Regions from separate parts of the Homo sapiens genome. Here region 1 is linked to region 2. Evidence: chromatin loops called from intact Hi-C (ENCODE). Cell type or tissue: OCI-LY7. All regions are shown on one strand. Each heading gives the region's core, and the rest is flanking DNA. Links, peaks and the distances in the headings are about the cores only.

The links. A loop is a pair of places that touch in the nucleus more often than their neighbours do. Peaks named below come from ENCODE experiments on the same cell type or tissue, not always from the same donor. Only the 100,000 strongest peaks of a DNase experiment are listed, where the experiment ranks them.
Region 1: a loop joins it to region 2, with 2.5 times the contacts of the local background. A loop is called at or near these places in 13 of 110 quality-filtered maps.

Annotation. Positions count from the first base shown.
Region 1 is chr6:107,971,966-107,988,100 of GRCh38, reverse strand. It overlaps the pseudogene MTHFD2P3. Among named protein-coding and RNA genes, the nearest start is that of SEC63, 22 kb to the right of the region's middle. In OCI-LY7, for the core only: CTCF peaks have their summits at 7,386, 7,589, 10,525 and 10,725 (motif pointing left); DNase peaks (open chromatin) are centred at 7,630 and 10,720.
Region 2 is chr6:108,484,007-108,500,141 of GRCh38, reverse strand. The region is part of intron 10 of AFG1L (AFG1 like ATPase); the gene reads right to left. It overlaps LOC124901370 (a long non-coding RNA gene), which reads left to right and starts at 1,701. Exons shown (of 3, transcript XR_007059698.1): 1 at 1,701-8,787. In OCI-LY7, for the core only: CTCF peaks have their summits at 7,593 and 7,794 (motif pointing right); a DNase peak (open chromatin) is centred at 7,821.

The DNA of each region.
Region 1 (16,135 bases), core at 3,196-11,195, 510 kb after region 2:
TGTCAGAGATATTTGAATCAGAGCAACTCCATCTTGAACAGGGGCTGGGTAGAATAAGGCTGAGGCCTACTGCGCCGCATTCCCAGACAGTTAGGCATTCTAAGTCATAAGATGAGATAGGAGGTCAGCACAAGATAAGATCAGAAAGATCTTACTGATAAAATAGGTTGCAATAAAGAAGCCCGCTAAAACCCACCAAAACCAAGATGGCAATGACAGTGACCTCTGGTTGTTCTTGCTGCTCATTATATGCTAATTATAATGCATTAGCATGTTTAAAGACAGTCCCACCAGCACGATGAAAGTTTACAAATGACATGGCAACGTCAGGAAGTTACCCTATGTGGTCTAAAAACGGGAGGCATGAATAATCCACCCCTTGTTTAGCATATCATCAAGAAATAACCATAAAAATGGGCAACCTGCAACCCTCAGGGCTGCTGTGCCTATGGAGTAGCCATTCTTTTATTCCTTAACTTTCTTAATAAACTTGCTTTCACTTGATTGTATGGACTCACCCCAAATACTTTCTTTCGCAAGATCCAAGAACCCTCTCTTGGAGTCTGGATCCAGACCCCTTTCCAGTAACATTTGTTTCCTGCAAATAATAGGATATACCAAACAGGTGTAGAGTTCTTTTATGGAAGACACCTTGGTTCTGTTTAATGGAGAATACTTTTAGAGAACAAAATCTGGGTGTTAGGAGTGCATAAAAATGTTGGTGGGAAGGTAAGAGGAGTGCCACAGGGGGGTCACTTTCAATGACAGAGCTGGGAAGATATTTCCTTTATATATGATGAGTTCACCTTAATTTTTTTACAATTTAATAATCTATGTCTATATTTTACTTTTCTTATTATTGGTGGTTTCATTGACCCAGGGCACCTATGTAAATCTGAGGGATGCTATTTACATTGTAGATTTGAATATTTATCATGAAAAATGTCTGGTAGGCCACGTGAAGTGGCTCACGCCTGTAATCCCAGCACTTTGGGAGGCTGAGGTGGGCGGATCACCTGAGGTCACGAGTTTGAGACCAGCCCAGCCAACATGGTGAAACCCTGTCTTTACTAAAAATACAAAATTAGTCGAGCATGATGGTGCATGCCTGTAATCCCAGCAACTCGGGAGGCTGAGGCAAGAGAATAAATTGAACCCCGGGGGTACAGGTTGCAGTGAGCTGAGATTGAGCCATTATACTCCAGCTTGGGCAACAAGAGCAAAACTCTGTCTCAAAAAAATAAAAAGTCTGGTAGATGGCAATAATGTTTCTTGTTCTTTTTTTCTTTTTCTTTTCTTTTTTTTTTTCTGAGACAGGGTCTTGCTCTGTTGTCCAGGCTGGAGTGCAGTGGCATGATCTCTGCTTACAGCAACCTCCGCCTCCTGGGTTCAAGTGATTCTCAGCTTCCCAAGTAGCTGGGGTTACGGGTATGCGCCACCATGCCCGGCTAATTTTTAATTTTTTTTTGGTAGAGACGAGGTTTTGCCATGTTGGCCAGGCTGGTCTCGAACTCCTGACCTCAGGTGATCCACCCACCTTGGCCTCCCAAAGTGCTGGGATTACAGGTGTGAGCTACTGTGCCTAGCCAACGTTTCTTGTTTTAATAAAATCAGATGTTTATGACAGTTTTCCAATAGATACAAAAAGATGTCTTAAGGAGGGGACACTTCTTTCTTTCTTTTTAAATTGAAAAGGGGTCTCATTAAGTTTCCCAGGCCGGTCTTGAACTCCGGAGCTCAAGTGATTCTCCTGCCTCAGCATCTCCAAGTCCTGGGATTATAGGCATGAGCCACTGTGCCTGGCCCGAGGGACACTTTTTTCTAATTTGCCCATAGACAGTCCTACATCGGCCACCATGACTTTCTACTGCACTGACAGGAAATAGAAATGGAAAGTAGAGAACTGAAAAGAATAATGGCTAATTAGTCCTTACATGGTAACTCTTAAACAACATATGTCTGAAGAATTTTTGGCAAGTGCTGAATTCTACTGAGTTCATAACTGAATTTTCTGGTGATTGCTGTTGATTAAAGTGTGACCTGGCCCGTCGTGGTCACCGGCGCGGGCTATGGCTGCGACTTCCCTCATGTCCGTGTTGGCTGCCTGGCTGCTGCAGCCTGCACATAGCTGCTCCCTTCCACCTCGCGGCAGTTCAAAATGAAGCTGTTGTCATTTCTGGAAGGAAACTAGCCCAGCAGATCAAGCAGAAAGTGCGGCAGGAGGTGGAAGAGTGGGTGGCCTCAGGCAACAAACCTGAGCATGATCCTGGTTGGCGAGAATCCTGCAAGTCCAAAACTCTTTAAGAACACGACAAAACCTTCCAGTGTGGATATCCTGGGAGGTCACTCTCCCCAGGCGCTGTCCACGTGGCATGGGGGAGCACAGGACTCTGCTCATAATATACAGGAGAGTCACAAAGGCAAAGAAAATGAGGAACAGAATAATCAAGAATGACATTAAGAAGCTTCAAAAAAGGCCAGGATCGGTGGCGCACACCCATAATCCCAGCACTTTGGGAGGCCGAGGTAGGTGGATCACTTGAGATCAGGAGTTCGAGACCAGCCTGGCCAACATGGCAAAACTCCATCTCTGCTGAAAATATAAAAATTAGCTGGGTTTGGTGGCATGCACCTGTAGTCCCAGCTACTCAGGAGGCTGAGGCAGGAGAATTGCTTGAACCCGAGAGACGGAGGTTGCAGTGAGCCGAGATTGTGCCACTGCACTCCAGCCTGGGTGACAGAGTGAAACCCTGTCTCAAAAAAAAAAAAAAAAAAAAAAAAAAGAACATGAAGCTTCAAAAGGCAGGTCTCTTGAAACCTTCTCCCCCAAAAGTACCTGCTGCTATAGTTCCAGCAAAAAAGATGACTTCTTGCAGGCAAGAAGGCTCCAGCCCAGAAGGTTCCTGCCCAGAAAGCCACAGGCTAGAGGCAGTGCCTCCTCTGAAAGCTCAGAAGTTTCAAAAGCAACGTGCCCAGAAAGCATGTTGTCCAAAAGCATCTGGCAAGAAAGCGTTAAGAGGCTATTATAAAAGTAGTAAAGGTTCTTTTTGACATGTTGGAAAAAGAGAGAGAGAGAGACTGAGACTGCAAAATCTGGCATCCAACAAAATAAAATTCACAATGTCTGGCAACCAATACAAATTAGCAGGCATGCAAAGAAGCAGAAAAATAGAACTAACACCCAGGAGAAACACTAACCAATAGAAACAGATCCATAAGTGACAGAGATAATGGATTAAGTAGACAAGGAACTTAAAATAGCTATTATAAATTTTAAAAATATTTTCAAGTATGGAAAGGAAAACATGAGCATGATAAGAAAGGAAAGGAAAGATCATGTTTTTTGTTTTTGTTTTTAAGACAGTTCTCACTCTGTTGCCCAGGCTGAAGTGCAGTGTGTAATCATGGCTCACTGAAGCCTCAACCTCCCAGACTCAACCCATCCTCCCATCTCAGCCGCCCGAGTTCTGGGACTATACAGGTGTATGCCACCACGCCCGGCTAATTTTTTTGTTTTCTTGTAGAGACAAGGTCTCCTTATGTTGCCCAGTCTAATCTCTAACTCCTGGGCTCAAGTGATCCTCCTGCCTCAGCTTCCCAAAGTGCTGGCATTACAGGCATGAGCATGCCTAGCCTAATATATATATACACATATATACAAGTATACATATATACGTGTGTGTATATATATATATATAGTTGTTATTGTTTTAAATACTAGAGACTTGGATTTTAATACTGATACTTCCACAGGCTGGCTGTGTGACCCTAAACAATACCTCTTCCCTCCCTGGGCTGATGACATCTGTTCTTATACTCTTGCCTTCCTTCTCTTCTCTCAATCTTTTTCTCATCCCCTAAGTTCTATATCCTAAATATCTCTTGAATCCATCACATGTATCTATCTCAGTTTCCCAATCACCTCTCCCCTAAACTATGACAACATGTCTCCCAGGTAGATTCCCATCCTAACCTCCGGCAATACATTTCCTCCACAACATAGCTGGAGGGATTTTGTTAAAATGAAACATGAATCGTTCATCTTTTATGGCCCTTCACGGCCCTTAGGATAAAGTCCACAACCCATATTGCAAAATAAAGGCCTTTCTCGGTCTGCTCCCCCTTTGCTTGCCCCCTTGAGCCTCTCCTGGAGTCATTCTTCCCTTCCCTTGTGGCTACCCCTGCCTTTTTATCTTGAGGCTCCCTGCCTGTAACATTTCCCCAATGACTTCTTACTCAGTTGAGATCTGATTCTTTTTTTTTTTTTTTTTTTTTTTTTTTTTTTGAGATGGAGTCTCACTCTATTGCCCAGGCTGGAGTGCAGTGGCACAATCTCGGCTCACTGCAACCTCCACCTCCTGGGTTCAAGCAATTCTCCTGCCTCAGCCTCCCGAGTAGCTGGGATTACAGGCGCCCGCCACCATGCCCAGCTAATTTTGTATTTTTAGTAGAGATGGGGTTTCACCACGTTGGCCAAGCTGATCTCGAACTCCTGATCTCTAATGATCTACCCACCTCAGCCTCCCAAAGTGCTGGGATTACAGGCATGAGCCACCGAGCCCAGCCTGATTCTGTTTTTTTTTTTGTTGTTTTTTGTTTTTTGTTTTTTGAGACAGTCTCACTCTGTTGCCCAGGCTGGAGTGCAGTGATGCAATCTTAGCTCACTGCAACTTCCACCTCCCGGGTTCAAGTGATTCTCCTGCGTCAGCCTACCAAGTAGCTGGGACTATAGGTGCGTGCCACTATGCCCAGCTAATTTTTGTATTTTTAGTAGAGGTGGGGTTTCACTATGTTGGTCCGGCTGGTCTCAAACTCCTGACCTCAAATGATCTATCCACCTCGACCTCCCCAAGTGCTGGGATTACAGGAGTGAGCCACTACCCTCGCTCCTGATTCTTTTTTAAGTGCCCAGTTTAAACACCACTTTCTCAAGGAAGACTTCCCTGACCCCCGTGTCCCTCCCCATGACTCAGTGAGGTGCTGCTCCTGCTATGTGCTCCCACATTTCTCTGATTTAATGGTCACAGAACTTCAATCCTACAATATTAACAAAGCTTAATTGTCTCCCCTGATCTTAGCCTCTGTGCCCCACGATATCCAGTGTCCAACCCAGTGCCCGGTTCTAAGAATGAATGAATGTTTATCCCACATAACATATTCGAGCTCTGCTCCTTCTACCCCATCCCCAGAATCCTGTTCTAGGCCACGTCCCCTCACACCTGGTTTGTGAAACAGCCTCAGATCAGCACCCCCAGCCTGAGGATCTCCTTCATCTAATCCACTCTGCTCACAGCAGCCAGAACAGCAAGAACCGTTGTCCTCAAGCATCATTTTGATCATATCACTCCCCTTCTTAGCAGCCTGCAATAGCTCCAATTGCCTCTTGAATTAAATTAAAACTCCTAATCACAGGCTTCAAGGGTCTCTACCAATTAGCTACCTCCCTTCCCCCACACCTAACTGCTGTCATCTTTTCACAGGCCCTCAAGCATGGCTTCCCTGCTGCCCTGCAAATCTGCTCCTAAGCCTGCCCCAATGGCACTCTCTCCTACCTTTTCAGCTTTCTCCCCTCTTTCTTTCTTTCTCCTAAATGATATCCCTTCCCCCACCTTAAAAATATCGCTCAATAATCATTTCCTTCATGAATACCTCCTAAGTCAACTCCATGTGGTTTTGTCCTGTCTATCACAACCTGTTATTAATCAAGCGCGTAGAGTATTTCTGCTTATTCATGTGCTGTGAGTGTCCTGTGCCCTGTGGCCGCTGCTAACTTACTGTTTGTACCATCTGCCCTCTTAGGGTCCAACAACTTCAAGGACAAGAATGATGTATTTTCATCACTTGTGACTTCCGGTGAGAGACCTGAAAATAGGAATTTCCAAACAAATCTGTTTTCCCTCAGGTTTCCTAGACCAGATTTCGGGTCGGTCTGACCAGGTGCAGCCCCATCCTAGCAGCAGATTGCTTGTTCTCAGCATTCCCATCATGGAGAATCTTAGTGTGGTGGTGAGGAAGAGGGACAATAACACTCCTGAGTGCTCACCTATGCCAGACACTGTGCGAGGAGCTTTACATGCGGCATTTCACTGATACCTCCCAGCAATCTGATGAATTAGAAATTATCATTCCTGATTTTAAATCGCATTAGGAGTCCAGGAGAATTTGTATCATCTGTCCTTGTCATTCAACAGGTTTTTCTGGCTCTAAAAAACATGCTTCTCTTCCTACATCAGGGAAGACATGCTTCTTTCTTTCTTTTTTTTTTTTTTTTTTAGTAGAGATGAGGTTTCACTATGTTGTCCAGGCTGGTCTCAACTCGTGAGCTCAAGCAATCCTCCTGCCTCTGCCTCCCAAAGTGCTGGGATTATAGTCGTGAACCACTGCACCCAGCCAGGGAGGACGTGTTTCTGAACAAGTGGTCCTTCTGGCAGAATGTCCCAAATATAAACCAAAATCGTGACAGGTGTTTTGACAACGGTGCATAGGCCACTTTAAGTCAGTGGTCACTATGCCTGTGCCACAAGCTTTGCTGCCTGTTTGCTTGTCTAGTCCTTGTGAGATAAGACTCTTTTATAAGTGATTACTTTTAAAATTTTAGTTGAAGATTCCCTTAAGCATTTGATGAAAGCCATTGAATCTCTCCCCCCAAAAGTACATAAACACACGAAATTTATGAACAATACCAGGGTGCTTGCAGAAACAACACTTCTTCCTTAACTTCTATCTATCTATCTATCAACTTCTCTGGATCTGTGTCTGGAGCCCCTGGTTTACAGCTCCTGGTTTATATGTTCTCCTTACACCTTTTCGATGTTACAGAATCCAGAACATATCACAAGCAAACTTTTGAGGACTCTATCAATATTAGCTATGTTTTAAAAGATGGGCTGCATCAGTCTTGAGTTATTTAAAGATGCAAAGATTAGCTTAAAAATGGAAACCTCGCCAGGTGAGTGGCTCACATCTGTAATTCCAGCACTTTGGGAGGCTGAAGTGGGAGGAGAGCCTGAGCCCAGGAGTTTAAAACCAGCCTGGGCAACATAGTGAGACCCCATCTCTACAAAAATAAAAAAAATTAGCTGGGGGTGATGGCATGAGCCTGTAGTACCAGCTACTCGGGAGGCTGAGGCAGGAGAATCACTTGAACCCGCGAGGTGGAGGTTGCAGTGAGCCGAGATTGTGCCACTGCACTCCAGCCTGGGCGACAGAGGAGACACCGTCTCAAAAAAATAAATAAAATAAAATAAAAGACCTAAGAGAAAACCTAGAGTCTGAAAAGACATTAGAGAAAGGGCTTCTTGAGAAAATAAATTTAATGATTCTTTCTTCTGGTTGTGCCCTTATTAATCTTTGGTCCCTGCTGTTGGTTTTAATCCCAACACCTTTATCCAGATTGGCCTTCATCCTGATTGCAGATAACACTATTATCCTGTTTCAGCTTAACTTTTGGAAGCACAGCAGCAGAGGCTGCTCTATTTATAAGATGAAGCTCCTTTTCAAACAACAGTCACTTCATTTTCCTGGAAAACTCTTCCCTTTGTAGTTAAGAAGAAAGAAAAAAAGAAAAAACAGGGAGGCTGTTTGAGGCTGAAGAGTGACCTCTCTCGGTGGAGAGGTGGAAGAGGTTCCTTATCAGGCCAGTTTCAACTGGGACAGGAAAGAGACCAAGCATCCATAGGTCCAGAGTGTCTGTGAACCCTCTTAAGTTGTAGGTAAAATTTGGGGATGTGAAATGTGCATTTATCTAGAAAATGGTCTAGAGCTTTCATCAGGTTCTCAAAGAATTCTTTGTTCTTTAAGGTCCACAGGGTTGGGCCTGTGCTTTCTCAAAGTGTTTGAGGTCAGAAGAGTGCCTGCAGCACAATCACTGGAGAGCTTGTTAAAAACTCAGATTCCTGGCCAGGCACGGTGGCTCATGCCTGTAATCCCAGCACTTTGGGAGGCCGACACGAGCAGATAGCTTGAGGTCAGGAGTTTGAGACAAGCCCAGCCAACAAACAGTGAAGCCCTGTCTCTACTAAAAATATAAAAATTGGGCATAGTGCTGCATGCCTATAATCCCCGCTACTCAGGAGGCTGAGGCAGGAGAATCGCTTAAACCCGGAAGACGGAGGTTGCAGTGAGCCAGGATTGCCCCACTGCACTCCAGCCTGGGAAACAAAGTGAGACTCTTGTCTCAAAAAAATAAATAAATAAAAATAAACAAATAAACAAAAACACACCTCAGATTCCTAGGCCCCACACCAGATTTTCTGAATTAGTATCTCTAGGGATATGGTCTGGGACTCTAAATTTTTAACAGTTTCCCAGGTGATTTGGTTAAATTTCTGCATTAACTAGGAAGTTCCAAGTGTTTAACACCATTTGTTAGAATAAGATCAACAATTAATTATAGTGCAGGGAAGTGCTTACATTTACCCAAATAGGCCTGGTTCCAATCTCAGCTCATGTAACCTTGGCAAACTATGAATCTCACTGCTCCTTAATTGCCTAATCTATATATATGGGCTAAATAATTTGTCTGTCTTAAGATAATATTGCCTAATACATAGCAGAAGTCCAAAAATATTATTTATTGTTCATAACTTCTCTTAAATACTGGACATTCCCCACACTCTCCAGGTACAATGTTTGTTTGTTTTTTAAAGTGTTTTATGAGGCTTTTTTCTGGTAAAGGTATCGTCAAACAAAACAAAATGAAACAAGACAGGTTAATCATCTTCTACAATGAAGTACCAGCCATATTTCAAGGGGTTTTGTTATGCCATCAAATATATTTGAGCTGTAAACTATAAACTGAAATTCTCTTTGTTTCAACCTAACAGAAAAATTAGCAGTATTAGCATTCTGTAGGCTTGACCACACTGCAACTCTCCCTGGAAACTCAGAGCAATTTTAGCAAATGGAAAGCATAGATACCAGTATTCGTCAACAAGGACAAAGTCTTCTATTACCCTATTGAGAGTGTTTGATTTAATTGAACACCTACTCTCTAACACGTCTTCAGAAGCAAAGTGCAAAAAAAGAGAAAAGGGCCAGGGGCGGCGGCTCATACCTGTAATCCCAGCACTTTGGGAGGCCGAGGCAGGCGGATCACGAGGTCAGGAGATCGAGACCATCCTGGCTAACACGGTGAAACCCCATCTCTACTAAAAATACAAAAAATTAGCCGGGCGCGGTGGCGGGCGCCTGTAGTCCCAGCTACTCGGGAGGCTGAGGCAGGAGAATGGCGTGAACCTGGGAGGTAGAGGTTGCAGTGAGCGAAGATAGCGCCACTGCAGTCCGGCCTGGGCGAAAGAGCGAGACTCCGTCTCAAAAAAAAAAAAAAAAAAATATTAGCCTGGCGTGGTGGCACATGCCTGTAATCCCAGCTACTTGGGAGGTTGAGGCAGGAGAATTGCTTGAACCCAGGAGGCGGAGGTTGTGGTGAGCCAAGATCGTGCCATTGCACTCCAGCCTGGGCAACAAAAGCGAAACTCTGTCTCAAAAAAAAAAAAAAGAAAAGAAATTCCTATTTTTGTAAAACCAGTTGTAAAATTCGTTTTTCTTAAAGTTGTAAAATTGCTGTGAACTCCCTTTCCCCATCCCCATGTACATGTACTGGAATGTTATCAGCAAATTCCTTCCCTCTGATAATTTTGCAGCTCTATTCTGCCAGAACTATAAGTTTTCTACCATTGGAAAAGCATTTACACAAATGTTCATTTTTTTACATACCAAAGAAAATGTACCTTGGCTCAAGATGTAAGCAGGAAATCAAAAGGAAATATAATACCTAAATAAAAACAAATTCTACTAATTCATTTTTACATAGAATAACTAAAGTTTCCATTTGTCTTTGTTTTTGTTGTTTTAATTTTTTAAAATTACAGATGGGGTCTTGCTTCGTTGTTCAGGCTGTTCTTGAACTTCTGGGCTCCAGGAATCCTCCCACCTTGGCTTCCCAAAGTGCTAGAATTACAGGTGTGAGCCACCACACCAGGCCTAAGTTTCCGCTAGATTACCTAAAGGATCTTATAATTTGTTTCGGTGACTTTTTTGAGGTTAGACATTAATTCTAGTCACTGGTAGAAGATGTGTTTGGGGCATGAGAAACTGGCTCTGAGAAGAGCCGATATTCAAGAGGTAGAATACAGTGGTCTGCTTACCTTAAATTTATCATCTTATGATTCCTAAAAAAAAAAAAAAAAAAAAAAATGGAGGCCAGGTGTGGTGGCTCACGCCTATAATCCCAGCACTTTGGGAGGCCGAGGCGGGGAGATCACCTGAGGTCAGGAGTTCAAGGCCAGCCTGGCAAACATGGGAAACCCCATCTCTACTAAAAATACAAAAAACGAAAAAACAAAAGACCTAACTGGGTGTGATGGTGGGTGGCGCCTGTAATCCCAGCTACTTGGGAGGTGGAGGTTGCAGTGAGCTGAGATTGAGCCACTGCACTTCAGCCTGGGCCACAGAGTGAGATTCCTCACCCCTGCAAAAAAAAAAAAAAAAAAAAATTGTTGTTGTTATAGAGATGAGGTCTTGCTATATTGCCCAGGCTGGTCTCAAACTCCTGGCTTCAAGCAATCCTCCTGCTTTAGCCTCCCAAAGTGCTGGGATTACTTTGGTGTGAGCCACCGTGCCCAGCTCATCTTATGATTCTTAAATCTATTTACCAAAATCTTCCTAAATAGGATAAACTCAGATTTTTGTATTCCTTGATTGCCATCTGCTGGTGGTCCTCCATACTAGAAAATAAAAATTCCTGGGAAGACAGCAACAACCTGGTAATTGCTTGATTTAAGTAGTTCTTGAAAACTTGGAGAGAATATTTCTTTAAACATTTTTTTCTGTTTATTTTGAGACCAGGTTATGAGACTGGCTAATTTTTATATTTTTGGTACAGATGGGGTTTTGCCATGTTGCCCAGGCTGATCTCAAACCCCTGGGCTCAAGCAATCCACCTACCTCGGCCTCCCAAAGTGCTGGGATTACAGCCATGAGCCACTGCACCGGCCAGAGAGAATATTTCTAATGCCCTCGATGATACAAGACAGTCGAAGGCAAAGTGAGGAAGGGACATTAGGTAATAATAACAATAGCAATTATGATAACTAACTTCATTCAATCAATAAATATTTATTGAGTATCTACTATCCTGAATAGAGAGGTAAACAAGACAGACAAAATCTCTGTCTTCATGGAGATTTTAAGCAAATATGATATAAAGTAGTTACTTTATATCATAAAGTGTTACTCAGAAAAATAAACCAGGGCAAGGAACTGGAAAGTGATGGCAGAAGGAGGGCACTGTTTTAGATGAAGAGGCCTGAAAGGCCTTTAGGAGGTGACATTTGCATTTTTTAACATTGAGTATTAACATAAATATTCAACAAAGTGGATTTTGTTGAATATTTCTTTCTTCCTTTTTTTTTTGAGACATGGTCTCACTCTGTCATTCATGCTGGAGTATAGTAGTGCAGTCACTGCTCACTGTGGCCTTGACCTCCTGGGCTCAAGCGATCCCTCCCATCTCAGCCTCCTGAGTAGCTGGGACTATAGGCATGCGTCACCATGCTTGGCTAATTTTTAAAATCTTTTTGTAGAAACAAGGTCTCACTCTATTGCCCAGACTGGTCTCAAACTCCTGGGCTCAAGCAGTCCTCCCACTTCAGCCTCCGAAAGTACTGGGATTGCAGGTGTGAGCCACTGTGCCCGGTCTGAATATTTATTTATGCAGGCCCTGAGTCCACAGCTGCCTATGCAGCATATTATGTAATCCTCTCAACAACCTATGAGGCAGATGCTACTACTAGCCTCATCTTACTGATTAGCAATTTGAAGGAGAGAAAGATGGAGCTGGTATTCAAACAGAGGCACTGTCCTTTTATAACACTATAACTTTTCAAAGCTCTTTCATGCAAATGCAATAATATATGCAGAAATGTTTTGTGGATGATAAAGTACTATGCAAATGTAAGTAATTATCACTATTTTAATGTAATCTGATTTGACCTTCATAGTATCCCTGTAAAGGGGATAAAGTGTGTAATATTATATCATTTTGTAGATGATAAAACAAACACACTCAATTGTAAAGTGCAAAGTGATGTGACTTGTCCAAGGTCACAAAGTTAGTTAATGGCATATTCAGAATTAGAGCTTATGTTTTTAAGGAGCATTATTTTAAAGTTTTGTACTTTTATACTTTTATCTCTTGAGATGATAAATTATACTAAGTATTTTTCTTGCCAAGCTTATTTATAACCACATTAATCATAGGAATTAAAAACAGTTTAGGGGCCAGGCACGGTGGCTCATGCCTGTAATCCCAGCACTTTGGGAGGCCAAGGCAGGAGGATCGTCTGAGATCAGGAGTTTGAGACCAATCTGGCCAATGTGGCGAAACTCTGTCTCTACTAAAAATACAAAAGAAAATTAGCCAGGCATGGTGGCACACACCTGTAGTCCCAGCTACTGAGGAGGCTGAGGCAGAAGAATCGCTTGAACCCAGGAGACAGAGGTTGCAGTGAGCGGAGACCACCCCACTGCACTCCAGCCTGGACGACAGAGCAAGTCTCTGTGAAAACAACAGCAGCAGCAACAACAACAACAACAAAACAAAAAAAACAGTTTAGGGTTCATAAATAAATCTTCAAAATATCCCTCTTTCTGTATCTTCAATTCCACGCACTCCACAGGCTCCTTCCTTCTCCTTCCATCTTCTCCCCATTCCATAACTCTCACTGACACTGACGCCCCTCACATACACACTCCAGGAATTAGGGAGGTGCTGTCCAGGTTTCCCATTCCTCTTAATGTAAGGAAGAGGCATTTCTTTTTCTGACAGAATGAGACTGGATCATTAGCTGTCAAGATAGTCACGGTGCAGTTACTAGGTAAATATGGATTTCCTAAGGTGACCAGACAGGGTTTGAAAATCACTCTTGGCCAGGTGTTGTGGGTCATGCCTGTAATCCCAGCATTTTGGGAGGCTGAGACAGGAGGATTGCTTGTGCCCAGGAGTTTGAAACCAGCCTGGGCAACATAGTGAGACCCCATGTCTACAAAAAAGAAAAAGATTGGCCAGACATGGTGGCACCTGCCTGTGGTTCCAACTACTTGGGAGGTTGAGGTAGGAGGATCACTTGAGCCTAGGAGGTGGAGGCGACAGTGAGCCACGATCACACCACTGCACTCCAGCCTGGGCAACAGAGTGAGACCTTGTCTTGAAGAGAAAAAAAGGAAAAGAAAAAGAAAGAGAAAAGAAAATTACTCCTTAAGGTGATTAAATGTGCTTGACTTTGGATGCTCTAGATCGGCGGAAACTAGCAACATCCCCAAATGTAAGACCCGGTAGTAACAAATGGTATCATTGATTCTTCTCTCCATCCATGTGACCAGAGCTTGGTCCCTCACAGGCCATTGAGGGCCAACATCAAAGGCTGTGAGACTGTAAGAGTTCGGAAAACCCCGTGGTGGGGATTTGGTTTGTGATTGGTGACTGGGAGCAAAGTGGCTGGGTAGGGGTCTGAGGATATTTACTTTAAACCGCACCCACCCCAACTCCCATCCCCAGTGAAGCTTGGTTCTGGACTTCTTTCCTAAATCTTTGAGTAAATTACTACTTAAACCTTCCATAGGGATTGGAGATAAGATTGTATCTAAGAATAAGATGGCCCCTTGGCAATCAGCTTGGGAACCTCTTGGCAGACCAGGAGGGCCCCAAGCCCCAGAGTGGGGCAGGGGGATGATTTCTGTGATGTTCCACCCAGGAGAGCAGCTAGAAGCATCCTGTAAGAGATGGAAAACAGATGGGCTGAGAGTGTGTTCTAGAAACATGGCAAGACCACACATATTTTAAAAGAAAATAAACCAGGCTGGGCACAGTGCCTCATGCCCATAATCCCAGCACTTTGGGAGGCTGAGGTGGGCAAATAGCTTGAGCCCAGGAGTTTGAGACAAGACTGGGAAGCATGGCGAAACCCCATCACTACAGAAAATAACAACAACAACAACAAAATTAGTCGTGCCTGGTGGTGTGGGCCTGTGGTCCCAGCTACTTGGGAGGCTGAGGAGGGAGAATCACCTGAGCCCAGGAAGTTGAGGCTTCAGTGGGCTGTGATCACACCACTGCACTCCAGCCTGGACCACAGAACGAGACCCTGTCTCAAAAACAAAGCAAAACGAAACACCCCTAGCAATCAGTTCTTCCTCAGTATCCTCCTCCCATGCCACTTTCTCCAGCTGTCATTCCTGTTCCTTCCCTTCCGCTGAGCACCTTCGTTCCTCCCTGTCTTTCCTTCCCCTTCTTACCTGACAAACTGGTTTCTCTACTCTTGATAAAGTCATCCATTGGTGGCATGTGTGTTCCAAAAATCTACTAGACCAGCATTTCCCAAGTGTGTTTTTGCAAAACACTAAACCCTTGTTGACTAGGCATGTTGGCTGACCCCTGTAATCCCAGCACTTTGGGAGGTCAAGGTGGGAGGATCCCTTGAGCTCAGGAGTTCAAGACCAACCTGGGCAACATAGTGAGACCCTGACTCTACCAAAGGGGAAAAAAAAATAAAGAAAAAAATAATAATTAAAAAAAAACTCTTGTTTTGCTTATTCTGTTAAAAAAAAAAAAAAAAAGGGAGGCAGTGGTCAAATAATTTGGTAAACCTCACATCCTGTACTGCATCTTAAAGATTCACATGCCTGTTAATATATAAAGGATTTTTGGGTGTACTTCAATCCCTTCTCTTTCTCTTATTCTCTCTCTGCCTGATTCCAATTTAGGACCCTTCATCTGATACCTGCAGGTGAGGGATGGGTCACAGCAGCTGTAACACCATATAAATGACAGCCCCACAGTTCTCTTGCTCACTTATTTCTTAGGTTCATCTATTGGAGATGGGACCCTATGGGAACTGAATAGCTCAGCTTCAAAATGCATTTCAAAACTTTTTCCCCCCTTTTTCTCTTTTCTCTCCAGTCTCAAGATGTAACCTTGAAGCCTACTGCAGAAACCCTTTTTTCCTCCTTAGTATTAGGACGTAGCCTTGAAATGTACTTTATTTGAAACACCGCGTCTCTCCCTTTCTTACCATACACTCCCTTACACCATGCACATTTATCTAATTGTACTTGGATCTAATTATGTGCTTACTTAGAAGTTCCAGGGTCTAATCTTGACATAAACCAGACATGGAGGCCCAGCTGCAAAATGCCAGAGATTACCTCAAGGCTGTTAGTCTACAACCCGGCCATCGTTCAGATGACATCAGATCACCCTGACAGTCACCAGGGAAACAAGAGACACAGACCTTGAACTCAGCACCACTCCTGCATACTTCCCATTCCAAGTTCCCCTTTTTAAGTCCCTCTCCCTAGCCTAAAGTTGGGAATGGTCTTTTAAAGGCATGAGCCTGGCTATTCCCCAACTTCTAGCATTTGAATAAAGTTGCTTTCCTTTCACCACACCTCGCTTCTTGTGCTTTTGACCTCTGAGCGGCGAGCAGCAGGACTTGAGCTGGTTACACTGCATCTGAAGCACCCTGGGCTGCCCTCATCACTACTGTTGTAACTCATGTTCTGCAGGAACTGAGAGCCTGAGCAAATGAACCTGAAATTCAGTTTTTTCTTCCTTTTTGGTCCTCCTTACCCCCTTCTATTATATGAATGATATAGTCATAGAATTTGCCTATAAAATCCAGAAAACTTAGTTCCAGCCTATCAAAGTCACCCAGTTATGGGATTAAGATGATAATGATGGAGCAACTTTGTAAAGGGCTTTGAAGATCAGACTGAGACTCAGATATTCCTGGAGAGTGGAGGCTGGTAACCCCCTTTACCTTGTAGCTATTTGCATTCACTGATTTGCAACAGAATTAAGGAGCCCTCTGAATAAAATACTTGAACACTGTCCACGATTAGGATTAAGACATATACAGACATATCTGATTGACTAGGGGCCCCAAGTGGAAGCTAGATGTTTGGAGAATGAAATGGTCAGTATGAGGAATCTGGTGCAGGGAATAGAATAGTGAGTGGACACAAAGCTGAACATGCAGCTGGGAGAGGCGGCTCACGCCTGTAATCCCAACACTTTGGGAGGCCAAGGTAGGAGGATCACTTGAGGTCAGGAGTTTGAGAGCAGCCTGGCTAACGT
Region 2 (16,135 bases), core at 3,194-11,193:
AAAAAGAATGAAATCATGTTCTTTGCAGCAACATGGATGCAGCTGGAGGCCATTATCCTAAGCAAATTAACAAAAAAACAGAAAACCAAATACTGCATGTTCTCACTTGTAAATGAGAGCTAAACAATGGGTACACATGGACATAAAGATGAAAAAATAGACACTAGGGACCCCAAAAGCAGGGAGCAAGAAAAGGGGGCAAGGGTTAGAAAAATTACCTATTGGTCACTATGTTCACTATTCAGATGACAAGCACCCTAGCAGCCCAAATCCCAGCATTATACAATACACCCATGTAACAAACCTGTGCATGTACCCCCTGAATCTATTATTTTTTTAAAAAAATTCCTCTTCAAATTTTCTTCAGGTTTTTTTGGGGGTGATGGGGACAGGATCTAGCTCTAGCTCTTTTGCCCAGACTGGAGTGCAGTGGCGTGATCTCAGCTCACTGCAGCCTTGACCTCCTGGGCTCAAGTGATCCTCCCACCTTAGCTCCTGAGTAGCTAGAACTACAGGTGTGCTGCACCTACCAATGGAGCCCAGCTTTTTTTTTTTTTTTTTTTTTGGTAGAGATGAGGTCTTGCTATGCTGCCAAGGCTGGTCTCAAAATGCTGGGCTCAAGCAATCCCAAACACCTTGGCCTCCCAAAGAACTGGGATTACAGGCATAAGCAACCATGCCTGGCCTGGATTAAAATTTTAAAAGTCTTAATCAGGAATTTCATTTATCCCATTTCAAGTATCAAAACTGACTTTTAGAAAGTTATGTTTATGGGCTGGGCATGGTGGCTTATACCTGTAATCCCAGCACTTTGGGAGGCTGAGGTTGGTGGATTGCTTGAGCTCAGGAGTTTGAGACCAGCCTGGGTAACATGGCAAAACCTCATCTCTACAAATAATACAAAACTTAGCCACATGTAGTGGCACGTGCCTGTAGTCCCAGCTACTTGGGAGGCTGAGGTGAGAGGATGGCTTGAACGCAGGAGGCAGAGGTTGCAGTGAACCAAGATGGCGCCACTGTACTCCAGCCTGGGCGACAGAGCAAGGACCTGTCTCAAAAAAAAAAAAAAAAGTTACATTTATGGAGGGAAGTTTCTCATTACAAATTTGAAAACATTTTATTTGATAGTTTTATTCAAATTCAATATTTCATGTATATATATATTTTTGAAATAGAGTCTCACTCTGTCACCCAAGCTAGAGTGCAGTGGCGCAATCTTGGCTCACTGCAGTCTCTGCCTCCCGGGTTCAAGTGATTCTCCTGCCCCAGCTTTCCAAGTAGCTGGGATTACAGGTGCATGCCACACGCCTGTCTAATTTTTGTATTTTTAGTAGAGACAGGGTTTCACCATGTTGGTCAGGCTGGTCTTGAACTCCTGATCTCAGGTGATCTGCCTGCCTCAGCCTCCCAAAGTGCTGGGACTACAGGCATGAACCACCGTGCCTGGCCGATATATTTCAAAATATATTTGTAAGTTTATTTTTCTTCTCATGATTATATAATATACAGAAATATAATGAATGTTTTCACCAAACTACATATCGATGCTGCCAAATCATCTTACATAACCCTGTGTATCACATAAAGGATATCATTTTTGATGTGTGAGATCTTGATCACTGTGACCAATACTGATTTAAATACAATGTTGCCACTCACCCTTTTGTTCCCAAGCATTCATTATTTAAAAATGTTTGGGTTATTTAAAGATGTTTACTTGGATTAACTAAAAAATTCTCTAGAACTAAATTATGATAATTTAAAACCCACTGGAGAATTGAAGAAGGCCTATGTGGGGTGAGGGGTCATCTGATTATAGTAATGGCTGCAATTGTTCTTGCCTCCTTGTCCATATCCTTTGGATTGCAACTTTCCAGCTCTTGCATTGTGACGTGGAGTCTATTCTTTACCATGGCTCAACTTTACCACGGCCAACAGAATGAAGCAAAAGTCACAGTTTTCAAGTTCTGAACTTAGGTCTCAAGAGGCTTTGCATGCTTCTGTTCACTCTTTTGCAATACCTCGGCTAGCCTGCTGGAGGAGGAGAGAACACAAAAAGGACAAAAGCCAAGAGAGCATCCTAGGCTGCATACAGCCAGCTGGCCCCACACAGATGAGAAGAGCCTAGCCCAGTGCAGCAAATTGACTGCAGATGCACATATGAACCCAACAGAGATCCAAAGAACTCCCCCATAGCCTGTAGACTAGAGGGTAATAACAAATGCTTATTGTTACTCAGTTTATGTCATTGAATTTTGGGGTGATTTATTATGCAGCAAGAGCTAACGAAAACACTATACTTGCTACAGAGATTTACTAGTGAAAGCTTTTAAGTCATTAGCAAGTCCAGCCCCTGCAGAAAAATATGATCCAGCTTTTATAGTTAAGAATTAGTTTTGCATAATTGATAAGTATATTTAAACACATATATCATCATTTATTTTATGTTCATTTATTTTTATAATCAATTTTGGAATTTTTATGGTGTAATATAAAACTTATTTCCAGAAATAAAACTTATGATTTACTGTATACAAGAACTAGAAGGAAAAAGTTGGTAAATTTTGTGGTATCGTTTTAGAATACAAGACATGGACCCAATCAAATACAAGCAGAGAAATGCAGGGAGAGAGCAAACTGATATGAAAAAGGAATTAAGTGAGACAAGGATTGACTACAATAAAACTAAAATTGTAACAGCATTGCAACAGAAAAAAAATGAATATAGAATTTGAATAGACAATTCATGGAGCAAAGAATATAGTAAGTAAAAGAGGCTAATAAACAAATGAAAAAATAGTCAAGCTCAGTAGTAATAAAGAAATTCTTATTTCAAAGAAATAAGAATGTTATATCATTTTTCAAATAGCAATTTGGCAAAGAAAAATAAATTATGCAATTTGATGCCGGCAAACATGTAATGCAGCATCCATCGCTGCTGGAAGAGCAAATCAGTTTAGTTGTTCCTGAAAACAGTTTGATGGGTTGTAGTAAGAGCCCTAAAAAAAAGTTATAAACTTACACCCATCATTTCACTTCTAGAAATCAATCAGGAGAAAGTGATCAGAAATTCAACCGAAGGTTATACATAAGATTATAACTATGTCACCAAAAAGCAACTTTAATATCTGATAACAGAAGAATGGTTCAATAAATTAAGGCACATTGATGTAATAAAATAATATGTTGCCAACAAATAATGGTGTCCATGAAAAATATTTTATGATATGGAAACATGCCATGATAAAAAAAACTAAGTGAAAAAGCATAATGCAAAATTATATGTTTGTTTTGCTCAAAATATATATGCAGAAAAAAGCATAAGTAAATATATTTAAAATGTTACTTGTTATTTCTAAATGGTTGGAGTGAAAGACTTAGAGGTATGTTTAATAATCTTCATTTTTTTTAGATTTGTCAGTATTTTCCAAAGGAGAAAGAAGCAAAATAATGACAGAAAAGAGTCAAACCAAAATAATGATGTAGAAAAACAACATTAAAGATTTTTATTAATTCCAAAGTATATTTACTGTGCGTTATTTTTCAGCTATTTCATCCCCTGCATCTTCCCTAATATTACAATACATCATGAATATGTAAAATATTCAACACAAAGCATATACTAAAGACCTTGAGGAGCTACAATGCCATTTACATTTGCTGTTGCCACACTCATTTACGTCATTGTACAAGACAGGGAGTTCTATTCACCTCAGTGTCCCCAGCACCTAGCACAGACTAGGGAACAGAGTTTTGCATAACACACAATTAATGAATAAATAAAGACACTATCACCAAGTCTTCAAAATCAATTATAACTATTGAATGCTTAATAAATATGAGGCACTGTATTAAATCCTACAAGAACTTTGCAAAACACAGGGAAAAGACATTTCTCTACTCCTTTGACCACACTAACAAACAACTAAATTACATGCACAGTATATCTATGGCAGTTGCAAATATTTATACTTTTGTTTTGCATTAGTTGATCCTCCTATGTAACTAAACCATAGCATAATACACTTTTTGAAACCATAATTAGTATTGTGAATTCATGCATTGTGCCCTATGAATAATTAAAGCATATGATTACTTTTGAGTACTAAATGGCACTTCAGTTAGTAGCATCCTTGAGTATGTTATTCTAACTCAAAATTCAAGTAGGATTATCTAAGGCTGATTCTTCTTATGATAGATAATGATGACATTCTCCATCTTTCCACCTGAGCAATTAAAAAGTTTAATAGTCTTTGATGTGGCTGGTTATCTGAATAATTTTCTTAACAGGAACAATTAAAATCCACTTACTCGATGGTTTGTGCATTCTCCACTATTGTTTCAAACTCTTTGTTTCTGTGGAAACCTGATGAAAACTTAAAGAACTTTAAATCTATAATGACTTTGCAAAGAGTATTTGTTTTCCTTAATTACCAAGAGTATACAGCTTGATTATATGTAGCCCAGTTTCTCTAACAAACTTAAAAATAAAGAGCTTGCTTGCTGTCTTTTTTCTCCTATATGTGAAATGGTCCAGTTGTCTGCTTTGGTATCGACCCTGGTGCCAGAAGTGGGAATTTTCTCAATGCCACACCAATGTGAAATGCACGAGCATTACCATCAGACCACCTTCTGCCCTACAATGATCCACTTCAGTATACCCAAATGAGCTGTCAGCTGGAGTTTCTTTTTCCTCTGCCTCACTAATGCTCTGCTCTGCTACCATTATTTCAGCTGAAGTAGGACGATTATGATTTCAAGCTCTATCTAGATTATACGGTCCTAAGGGTTACTCTTTATCTGTATAGACTCCTCCTTATAAACCCTTTGTAGGAATACGCTGATAGCTGTTCATTAAACAAACATGCGTGGTATCTTACTTTATTTACATGGCAATGACAATACTTCATATCTTAAAGAGAAGTACCTTTTAATAGAAAATGCTTGAATGGAATTAGGATGAATGTATCCTTTTCAAAACAAACTGAAAATATCACACGAATTGATGTTAAGACTATTTTTATGTGCCAGATTCCAAAATAATAAATATAATAATTAGAAAAACAAGGCTGGGTGTGGTGGCTCATGCTTGTAATCCCAGCACTTTGGGAGGCCGAGATGGGTGGATCACTTGAGGTCAGGAGTTGAAGACCAGCCTGGCCAACATGGTGAAACCCCATCTCTACTAAAAATACAAAAAAAATTTAGCTGGGCAGGGTGGTGCACGCCTGTAATCCTAGCTACTCAGGAGGCTGAGGCAGGAGAATCACTGGAACCTGGGAGGCGTAGGTTGCAGTGAGCTGAGATGGGACCACTGCACTCCAGCCTGGGTGACAGAGCAAGACTCTGTCTGAAAAAAAAAAAAAGAAAAGAAAAGAAAAAAAGAAAGAAAAGCAGAGCACTGAAATGTGTGTATTTGCAGAGTAAATAATTTCCCAAGATTCATATGGCACCTCAATATGAGAAATCTCACGAATATGAAGTCCAAACACCCAGCTGGGAAATATCTCACCATTCTAGAAAATATCACCAATTCTTAACACATTCTGCTTCTCAGGGTGTTCTTTGGAGTGCTGAGGGAAAGTTTTGCCATTTGATTTACACAGTCTCAATGGCAGGAGGTTGGTTCTACCTAAATCTGCCAGATTTTTGCTAAATTCTCATCCCCTTTTAATGGTTAATACAGTATTTTTTTGCGGGGTGGGGGGGGCATATTTTGCTTGTAGAAACAATGACTTAACAAAAAAATCAATGTGACAAACTAGAGGAGGGTACACTCCTCTACTCTACTCGACCAGCTTTGTGTATGTAATAAAGAGATCTCCAAATTCTGGAGATGTCTAATTCTGGGGATCCTGAAACTGACAATTTTCTCAAGACACAAGCCACATCAAGTCAGGTCTATCGAATCAGATCTACCAGGTGAAAAGCACCGTGCTGGACTCACTGGGGCAGGGGAGCAGGGGGAGCGGGGATGGAAACAATTGGCATAAAAACAGAAAACCAAAATGAAAATGTGACGCCAGGTGTGGTGACTCACACCTGTAATCCCAGCAGTTTGGGAGGCCGAGACGGGCGGATTGCTTGAGCTCGAGACTGGCCTGGCCAATATGACAAAACCCCATCTCTACTAAAATACAAAAATTAGCAAGGCATGGTGGCACAGGCCTGTAGCTACACAGGAGGCTGACGTACAAGAATCGCTTGAACCTGAAGGGCGGAGGTTGCAGTGAGCTGAGATCATGCCACTGCACTCCAGCCTGAGTGACAGTGAGACTGTGTCTCAAAAACAGAAGAAAAAGAAGATGAAGAAGTAGGAAATCGTCCTAATTAGCATCATCATCATTAATGAGCATCGCTAAATGTAAGCATCAATACAACTCCAAGACAATACATAACAACTGCAAAAGCATATCCACGACATGGTAAAAATTAGTGGAATGGGTTGTACTAACCACCTGGGACTGAATGAACCAGACTATACCTTGCTAATTACCTGGTATCTGTTGTTTGGTAGACATCTAAAATCTAGGAGAAGTCAAGTTGCTCCTTTTGGAAATGGGATAAACTGGGTTCGACCGTACAACAGAATTAACAACAGCAAATGAGCTAGTGTAGCTCAGAGCCCCCACTCAGAAAGACCCTCCATATTTCTAGAGTTAGAAAGTCTTGCCTAGCTTCTTTATTCAGCTTAAGTTTTCAGCTTAACTGTAGTGTGAGGGGCAGTCAGAAGGCAGAGGGAGTCTGTGAAGAACAAGGCTGCTGCTTTGGTTTGTGAGGCTGGAGGAAATGGGTCTTCACACACCTTGGCTCACCATGTTCTGGAAGCTATCTTCACCACCAGACGATTTAGCCTGGCTCGACTCTCCTCCTAGTTCTCACAGTATCTAAGGTTTCTGAATTAAAGAAACCAGAGGTTTAAGCTTTGGAGTTTATCAGATGCTGTGGGAACACTTCGGATCACTAGGTTTTGATTCTCACGGCTCCCTTGCTAAGATTTGTTTAGCTTCAGGCCAATCCTAAGCAAACCCTGTTCTAGAAAAACAGGAACAGCACAAGTGAGCTGGATAGTACATTACAGTAAGCATTTAGCCTAATAAAAGAACCCATACTTTCCAGATCCAGGAACACAGATAATATAACATTTTTTAAAAACATGCCGTTACAAATGTATGTCTCTCTCTGTGTGTGTGTGTGTGTGTATAATTATTTGATTGGTTAGTTTAATATTTTTGAGAAGCTTTTTGTTAAAAGGCATTTACTTTAACATGATCCTGTACTGTTAAACATGTACAATTCACCCTTTAAAGTCATAAAGAACAAAGAAAAAATTTATTGTAACTGCATTAATAGCTAGTCCTGTGAAATTACTCTGAATATTAGCAATCCAGTAGATACAAAAAAAAAATACTGGCAAGGGGAAGAAAAATAGCCCAACTGTTGCTAGAATTATTTCACAAGCTCCTTTGTTAAAATAATGTTGTAATAACTCCTTCTAATTTCCCACTGGAAAAGGTATTTTCTTAGCTAGTTCAAAACAGAAGGAAGTTTAAACATTATCATGAATGCCTCAGACATAGTGCTGTGATATCTGATTGTCCAGACTACAGAACATAATAAGTGAATGTGGCCAAGGCTGAAATATGTTTCCACCACTTTTGTATTCTCTTTCTGAATATAATGATTTTAATAAGAAAGTATATAATAATGATGAAGTAATTAGTACCAGCATTATTCTACCATAATCATTGAAATCAGTACTTAATCATTAACATAATCAAGCCATCCTGATTGTACCCTCAGTAGAGGGCAGTATTTGCTACATCTCCTTGGGAGGAAAGACTTGTACATTTGTCTGGCTTTGAGATCTACCCAGAAGAAATGGGAAAGATGAGCTGCATAGTGCAAGGTCAGGTTCTAGACTCTCTGACACCAGTCTTGCATGTGCATGTGACATGAAAGGTGAACCAGTGTTAACTTTTTCCTTTGGAAATCAGAGCTAAGTGGCACAAAAAGAGATATTTAGGATCCCAAAATGAAAAAGGAGAAAAGGCTTTAGAATAGCTAAGAAGTTATTTTAAATTTGAGAACTGTAACTTCTGAACACGTTAAAGTCTTGTAAATGCAGAGGTTTTGTTACTTTTGTTTTGCTTTTTGCTGTTGTTTTTGTTTGTTTTGCTTTCTTTGTGAGAGTCCATTGGAAAGAAATGGAACTCTCTCAGGCTTGGATATTTGAAAAGCTTAATCAGAGCTGGAAAAGAAGTGGATATTGAAGAGTTGCTTTCTTCCTCCCACTCTTCTGCTTTCCAAATCATGGAAATACTCAGTTAAAAATTCTAATTCATATTCAAAAGATATTAAAAAGTGAATCAGGGCAAGACTGAATATCTCCCCGTGCTGCTGGAATAAAGGGCCAAGCCCTTCAAACTATGAGTAAGACTAACAGAATTATTCACTTCATCTTCTTGCCAAAAGACAACCTTGAATTATCTGCTGCCCAAATTTTATTAAAAGATAAAAACATCCATGAAAGGCCGGAATAACATGCATCTATTCAATCTCTAAACATTTAGAACTATTTTTTCTGGATCAAGCCAGATAAATAAAGAGAAAAGCTCAGCTGTAAAGTACTATTTTTGCCCTTATAGCATAGTTTCATTAAACTTTACTTTGTCATTATGTTTTCAGCTTGGATATAAGAATCTATCAGATACAAGCATATGTCGGCAGCAGGAATGGTGCTGAGGAAATGTCTCCTGGCATCTTTCAGAAGTCCATTTATGAAAGGTACAAGTGCCAGTAAAAATCATCACTTCTGAGTAACTGGTTTGTTTTTATCTTCTAACTTACTGAATATCTTTTCCCCTCTTTGGCTGATAGAAGGCTGAGTGTTGACTTAATTGTTTGATTTTAAGAACTATGTAGAAGTTTATGATGTAGATTTATGTATATTAACTTTTCTGTCTTTCAGCTTAAGTATTCATTATTTTCCCTTTGTCCTGATTTTTAAAAAATTTAATTCTGTGTGTATATGGTTGTGTGTGTGTATCTGTACACACATATAAAATACTTTTTGGAATCAGATAAGACATAAATAAATCCATGCTAAAATTATTCTATTTCTGCTTAAAGCTTATTTCATCTGCTTTCAGTTAAACAGGAGGCAAAAGAGAATCAGGGAAATAAAATGTCAGTAAGAACTTCAGATAATAAACAGCAGTGCCTCTTTTGATTTTGTTAGTTACCAAGTATGTACTGAGCATCCGTCAGTAGAGAGAGATATTCTTAGAGAAGGTGGGTTTTCAACAGAGGGAAATAGCCCAGTGTAGGGAAGTAGAAATCTATTTCATGAACACGAAATTGAATGGAATTTGGCATAAAGAAGTAGCCTGAGAAAGACAAAGCATCGTTGGCTTTAATAAAGCAGTGAAGGGGGAGATTAAGAAGTGCATTGCAAAGGCTGCAGTTCGGATGATGTGACTATGTAACTATTTGGATTTATATAGGACATGATAGGGAGACAATGCAGAAAGTTCAGGAAAGAAATTGACAGTACAAACATGTATGCAAGATAATTTTTATATTCCCATGTAAATGTGTATAGTAATTTACAACTTACAGTTTTTCACATATGCTAAGGCTAAAAAGCAGTAAGATTAGGTAATTAATAAACTTATGACAGTGGCTTACTATATTAAGATTTTCTACAAAGTAACATCCAAACCCTAAGATATTACTGATCTAGTAAATTACTTCTGTTTTTTTGTTTGTTTGTTTGCTTTTGAGACGAAGTCTCTCTCTGTCGCCAGGCTGGAGTGTACTGGCGTGATTTCGGCTCACTACAACCTCCGCCTCCTGGGTTCAAGTGATTCTCCTGCTTCAGCCTCCCGAGTAGCTGTGACTAAAAGGCATGCGCCACCACACCCAGCTAATTTTTGTATTTTTAGTAGAGATGGGGTTTTACCATGTTGACCAGGATGGTCTCCATCTCTTGACCTTGTGATCCACCCACTTCAGCCTCCCAAAGTGCTGGGATTACAGGCGTAAGCCACCGCGCCTAGCCTAGTAAATTAATTCTATGTTTTAAAAGTCTTCAGTAAAATGGTGAGGAACGTGTATAGTTTCTCCTGTGCCTTTGATTAAACTATACTAGTCCTCTGGCTCTGTTTCCTTCCATTGACTCTAGTGAAAACATACTTTTCAACCCCACCCACACCCTCATCTCTTCCTTTTTCTATGTCAGTTCAGATGATGTCATTGACTCCTTTAGGCTCCAAACTAACACACCTTTATAAATGACCTCTACATCTTTATCTTCAGTCCTAAATTTCCAACTGTTTGTAAGCCCCGTTCTCCTACCTGTAGCATTTTGGTTTGTCTGTTAAGGGTCCTGCCATTTCTCTGGTTATTCAGACTGAAACCGTTGGAGCCCTAGGTGGCTTGTCCTCGTCCCTGACCTCCTCCATGCCCTATCCTCTGATTTCTCTTCTATTTATCTTGTTTCGTGCAATCTCTCAAGTATACCTGGTTCATGCCCCTCCTCGAGGCAGCAATTAGGAGCTGAAATCCAGTCCATACTCTGTCCAGCCATGTACCCTGATGAGGGGCATGGTAACTTGGGACTGTATTCTGGACACTGTATATGGTATGTCGTGGAGACTTGGGATTCTTAAGTATATTGATTTTTTGTTGTTGTTGCTATGTTAGCAGGTAATTAACTTGGTTAGCCTCAAGCTCCAAACTCTGTCTCCTCCATGATGCGTAGCAGCGAAAATCTCCGTTCAGTTATTTTAGCATTTGCTGTGTATGTATATTTCACAGGTCAGCCCAAGATTTGGGCAGAGTTTACAGGAAAAATTTCAGGCTATTCCTCTGTGGTTCTCTCCTTTCCCAGATTTCTCCTTATACTTTCCAGCTGTTATGGTCACTGATTTGCTCTTCTCTGGTTCTTCGAGCTAAAAACAGCAGGTTTCTACTGAGTTTTAGACATCCGTATAAGACTAACTGTGATCTGCCCTCAGGAGAAAAACTATAAAAATGAGAAACTCACCAGTATCAATCCTTTCTTCCAAGTGTTGGCTGTGCTCTACTTTCTCCCTGCTTTTGATAAGCAGTGCCTTCTGGATAGTTATTTTTCAGATTTTGTCCAGAGTTTGCAGAGGTGATCAATAGGTAATTTGATCAAATAGGAGCTACTCTGACATAAATGGAAGTAGAACCTTTCTGAGTCTGTAGTTCTCTGAATATACTCTGTAATTGCCAACTCCGGTTTTTTGTTTGTTTGTTTCTGGAGACAGAGTCTCGCTCTGTCACCCAGGCTGGAGTGCAATGGCGCAATCTTGGCCTCCTGGGTACAAGTGATTCTCATGCCTCAGCCTCCCGAGTAGCTGAGATTATAGATGTGCGCCATCACACTCAGCTAATTTTTTTTTTTTTTTGGTATTTCAGTAGAGATGGGGTTTCACCATGTTGGCCAGGCTGGTCTCGAACTCCTGAGCTCAGGCAATCTGCCCTGCCCACCTCGGCCTCCCAAAGTGCTAGGATTACAGGCGTGAGCCACTGCGCCCAGCCCCAACTCTTGTGTTTTCCCCAGAAACATAAAACTTCAGAGAAGGAAGAGATGATAAAGATGCCCCTCATGATTTCCTTTGCTTAGGAAAAACCAAACAGCTACTGCCTCATACTCCCCCCAACCTTTGCACCAACAGAATCTCCAACCCTCCAGCCTTCAAGGCCCAGTTCCACTCCGATCATCCATAGCATTCTGGTCATACTGATCCTGTAGTACTAATTATAATCTGCCTCACATTCTAGTGATCTATGTACTGACCTCATTTTCTCTTCTAAATTAAGACTCCATAAAAGTGGAGACTCTTACTCACATCTTGGTACCCACTACAGTTCCTAGAAATATGACAGCCTTCTATTAAGTACTCTATAAATATTTGGTGGATGATTAGGGAGAAGTGTGAGTAAAATATTAAAAGGGTAGGACTGTGTCTGTTACCCTGCATAAGGGAACAAACAAATATCTAGCATGTTAGTTTATTTAACCAAGTTTCCTTCTGGAAAGAAGGATCTTCCCAAGAGGAGACACTACTTGCTGGTCCACTGGACATGTTGGTGAAAGTTACAACCTCTCCCAGAGTATACTGACCTGTTAATCTTCCTAAAACATTACTCTAGGTACCACATTCCTGCTCAAAACCTAAAATGACTCTTTCTGGATTACAGTAAGAAGACTATTTCTCTGCCTGATTTTGATGGTAGAATCTGTCCGAGATCTGTTTCATCTTTATTTCCTTTTCCTCCCCAACATGCACTCTGCTCTCATTAGGCATCAGTCTGTCCTCCTGAAACACGTGATGCTTGGCTTCTGATTATGGTTGAAATACTTTTACTCCACTCATCTAAATTCTGCTCACCTTTCCAGGTCAAGGTCAATTTCCTCTTTAAATCTCATATCTTGTTGGAGCCTTTCCAACCCTTAGCATCCTTACTTTGAACTCCTGATACACTCATATTATGTAGTTAACTAGTGAGCACTGCTCTTTAAAGGAGACTGTTACAGCTAAAAGGAATGACAGATCAGTATTCATCAAAACTGATGGTATAAAAATAAAATGAAATAAAATAAAAGGAATGACAGAAATGTGCTGATCACATCATGCATTTCACAAGTGAGGAACTTAGACCCAGAATGGTGAAGTGGTTAAGTGATCTGCCTAAGGCAACTCAGCAAAATAGTATCTTTTTTTGGTGGGGGTAGTCAGAGTCTTGCTATGTTGCCCCGGCTGGAGTGCCTTGACTATCCTCAGACATGATCATAGCACAGGACAGCCAAGAACTCCTGTACTCAAGAGATCCTCCTGCCCCAGCCTCCCAAGTAGCTGAGACTACAAGTGTGTGCCACAGCGCCCAGTGTCAGCTAAACAGTATTTGAGTTAATGACTGGAATTGTTATCTCCTGACTCAGTTGGGCCTCTTTCTACTCTGCTTCGCTGTATAATATTTGGCTTATGTTATTTCCTTTATTAAACTGTAAACTCTTTGAGAGAAACTTCTTACTGACTTCTTTTATATTCCTCATAACATAGGCATACAGATAGAGAAGTACTTAAGAAATAGTTGCTGACTGGCTGGGCATGGTGGCTCATGCCCACAATCCCAACACTTTGGGAGGCTGAGGCAGGTGGATCACTTGAGGTCAGGAGTTCAAGACCAGCCTGGCCAACATGGTGAAACCCCATCTCTACTAAAAATACTAAAATTAGCTGGGCGTGGTGAGGTGTGCCTGTAATCCCTGCTATTTGGGAGGCTGAGGCACAGGAATTGCTTGAATCTGGGAGGCGGAGGTTGCAGTGAGCTAAGATCATGCCTGGGTGACAGAGCAAGACTCCGTCTCAAAAAAAAAGAAAAAGAAAAAGAAATAGTTGCTGACCAAAGTCAATGTAGTAATCTTGGAGGGCTGGATCTTACATAGCATATATTTCTTGATTAACAATAAAAGAGAAAAGAATGAAGTAATATTTAACCCTAAAATATGTGAAAATCTTATAATTCTTAAGATATTATGGCTCCTTTGCTCCTTTCTAGTTTTTTCTCAAAATCTTTTGCCTGACTCAATAATATCTTCACCAAGCCATTTTAAAAAACAAAAATAGCATATTCTAACAATTTCTAAACTTTTTTCCATAAAATATATTTCAAAGTGATAAAATGGAATGTACCTTATTAAATATTCTAATTGGCAATGTAATAAATAATTACTAATTTTGGGTCAACTGATCTAATCTGGGAGAAGGTACTATGGAAAATGGCAAATCATACTCTATGATAGGAAACAAACACTTAAGGACTACTTGATTAAAAAAAAATTTCTGTTTAAGAAAAACCAGGCCAGTTGACAGGTAAGCAATAGAAAAACCATCAGTGTTAAAGCTTTTTAAAAAAATCAAACAAGTACTTTTAAAGTGTTTTATATTCATATTAATTGGTTGAATTAGACTTGTTTTCTCTCAGCACTTTACCAATCTCTTCATACAGGTCTTCTGTTTAGAGAGCTATTCTTAATTATTATTTAGAGCTCTGATACATTTACTACTAAAAGTCAAATGAGATAATTTATCTTTAAATTAAAAACAAATTCTATTTTTAAAAAATTAATGACCATGGGCATGGTGGCTCATGCCTGTAATCCCAGCACTTTGGAAGGTTAAGGCAGGGTGGATTGCTTGAGGCCAGGAGTTCGAGACCAGCCTGGGCAACACGGCAAAACCCTGTCTCTACAAAAAATACTAAAATCAGTTGGGCATGGTGGTGCACGCCTGTAGTCCCAGCTACTTGGGAGGCTGAGGTGGGAAGGATTGCTTGAGCCTGGGGGGCTGAGGTTGCAGTGAGCAGTGATCACACCACTGAACTCCAGTCTGGGCAAAAGAACAAGACCCTCTCTCTCAAAAAAAAAAAAAAAAAAAAAAAAAAAAAATATATATATATATATATATATATATATATATTTAAATTCGTATTTCTTAATCTTTGCACTTCTTAATTATTGTCTCAGCAAATGAATGACATATTCCTCTCAAAGACTGAGGCAAATATTAAATATTAGTTTCTCATACTTTCCTAGAGTAGAAGTGACCTGAAAACAAACATGAGGACTTGTGTCTACTACTAGATCCAATCCTCAAAATAATATTATGGAGAACATATTGAAAGTATACAGTTTTTGGCACACTTACTCTTCCATTGAGACCCTCTGGGAATCCTTGGGCATTTTCTCCCCATTACAGGAGAGACAATATTTTTGAACCATTTCAGCTAACAACATGACATAAATATATTCACAGAAAATGAAAGCACGTTTTCTCCTGCAGAGGAGCTTCAGTCTGCTGAGTCTGAGAAGTCCATGGCTTGCAGAGCTTAAAATGTGCAGCCCTGAGTGGCATCATCTAAGAAGCTGCTCTTGCCTCAGTTTGGGAACAGAAGCTGGGCAGGATTGTCCAGCCCCACTATGTGTCCTATTACAGAAAATTTGCCAGTGAAGAAAGGAGGAAGGTGTTCTCTTCATTCCTTTAATCCTTCTTCACTCCCTTTTCATCATGGAAACGTTCACAATTATTCTAAGAGGCTACAGTTTTCAAATTTCTAATCCAGACCTTCTTTTTCAGATATTTCTTTTTCCTTTAAATAGTAAGATATAAAAAAAAATCAACAACTTTTAACCTGATATACAGTGATTTCTTTGGAAGATATAATCAATCAACAATTAGCAAAAATGGATCCCTCAGTCCAATCTCCAGTCTTACAGAGAGTTCACTTTTTCTTTTATGTATAAAATATCAGAACAAAATAAATTCATATAAGAAGTTACTTATGTACATCTTACTTTTTAAAATCAAATTATAAGTCAATTATGGGATTTTATTCCAAAAACCTTCTTTATCATTCTGAGGACTCGTGAAATAGGCTAGGTCTAGGTGTGTATGGTAAAATTTTGCACCTATCTGAACATGTCCTATATTTCTTCTCACATATTTAACTGCATTCCCCAATTTGGCATTGCAAGGCAAGTGGAGGCCTGGGGTCTTGTAGGATTCAGGGTTGGTTGAACGGTTAGATAAGGTGACCCTTGAGGTGCCTGGCAACACCAAGACTATGACTCTTTAGTTTAAGGATTGACTAGGAATGTGGATGGGGAAAGGTAGACAAAAGACTTATGGCTCATTTGTGACAATGGATTCATATTCCTCCCTACAAGAATCTGACCCATTCTCTATTAAGCTCTTTGCAATCTCATTTCTGTCCTCCCTGTCACTATGCTGTGGCCAGGCTGGCTGGCTACCTTATTTGGACACGGCAAGGCCAGAAATCAGGAAATGTGGGAAATGAGCATACACAGATCAGCAATGCTATAAAAATGGTTTTGCTTCTGGGAAGGTAAAAGGCCAAGGAGATTCCTGGGCTGCCTCAGCTCTGGTGATTAATGCCCTTATTCCTTGATGCTAATTACCACTGTTGGCATCCCAACACCATCAGCCTTGACTCTTGGCCAAGTAGTAGAGATAAAAGCTATTCATCCTTTAGTATGATATTTACTGAGAGTGAATGAAGCACAGGACACAAACCAGAA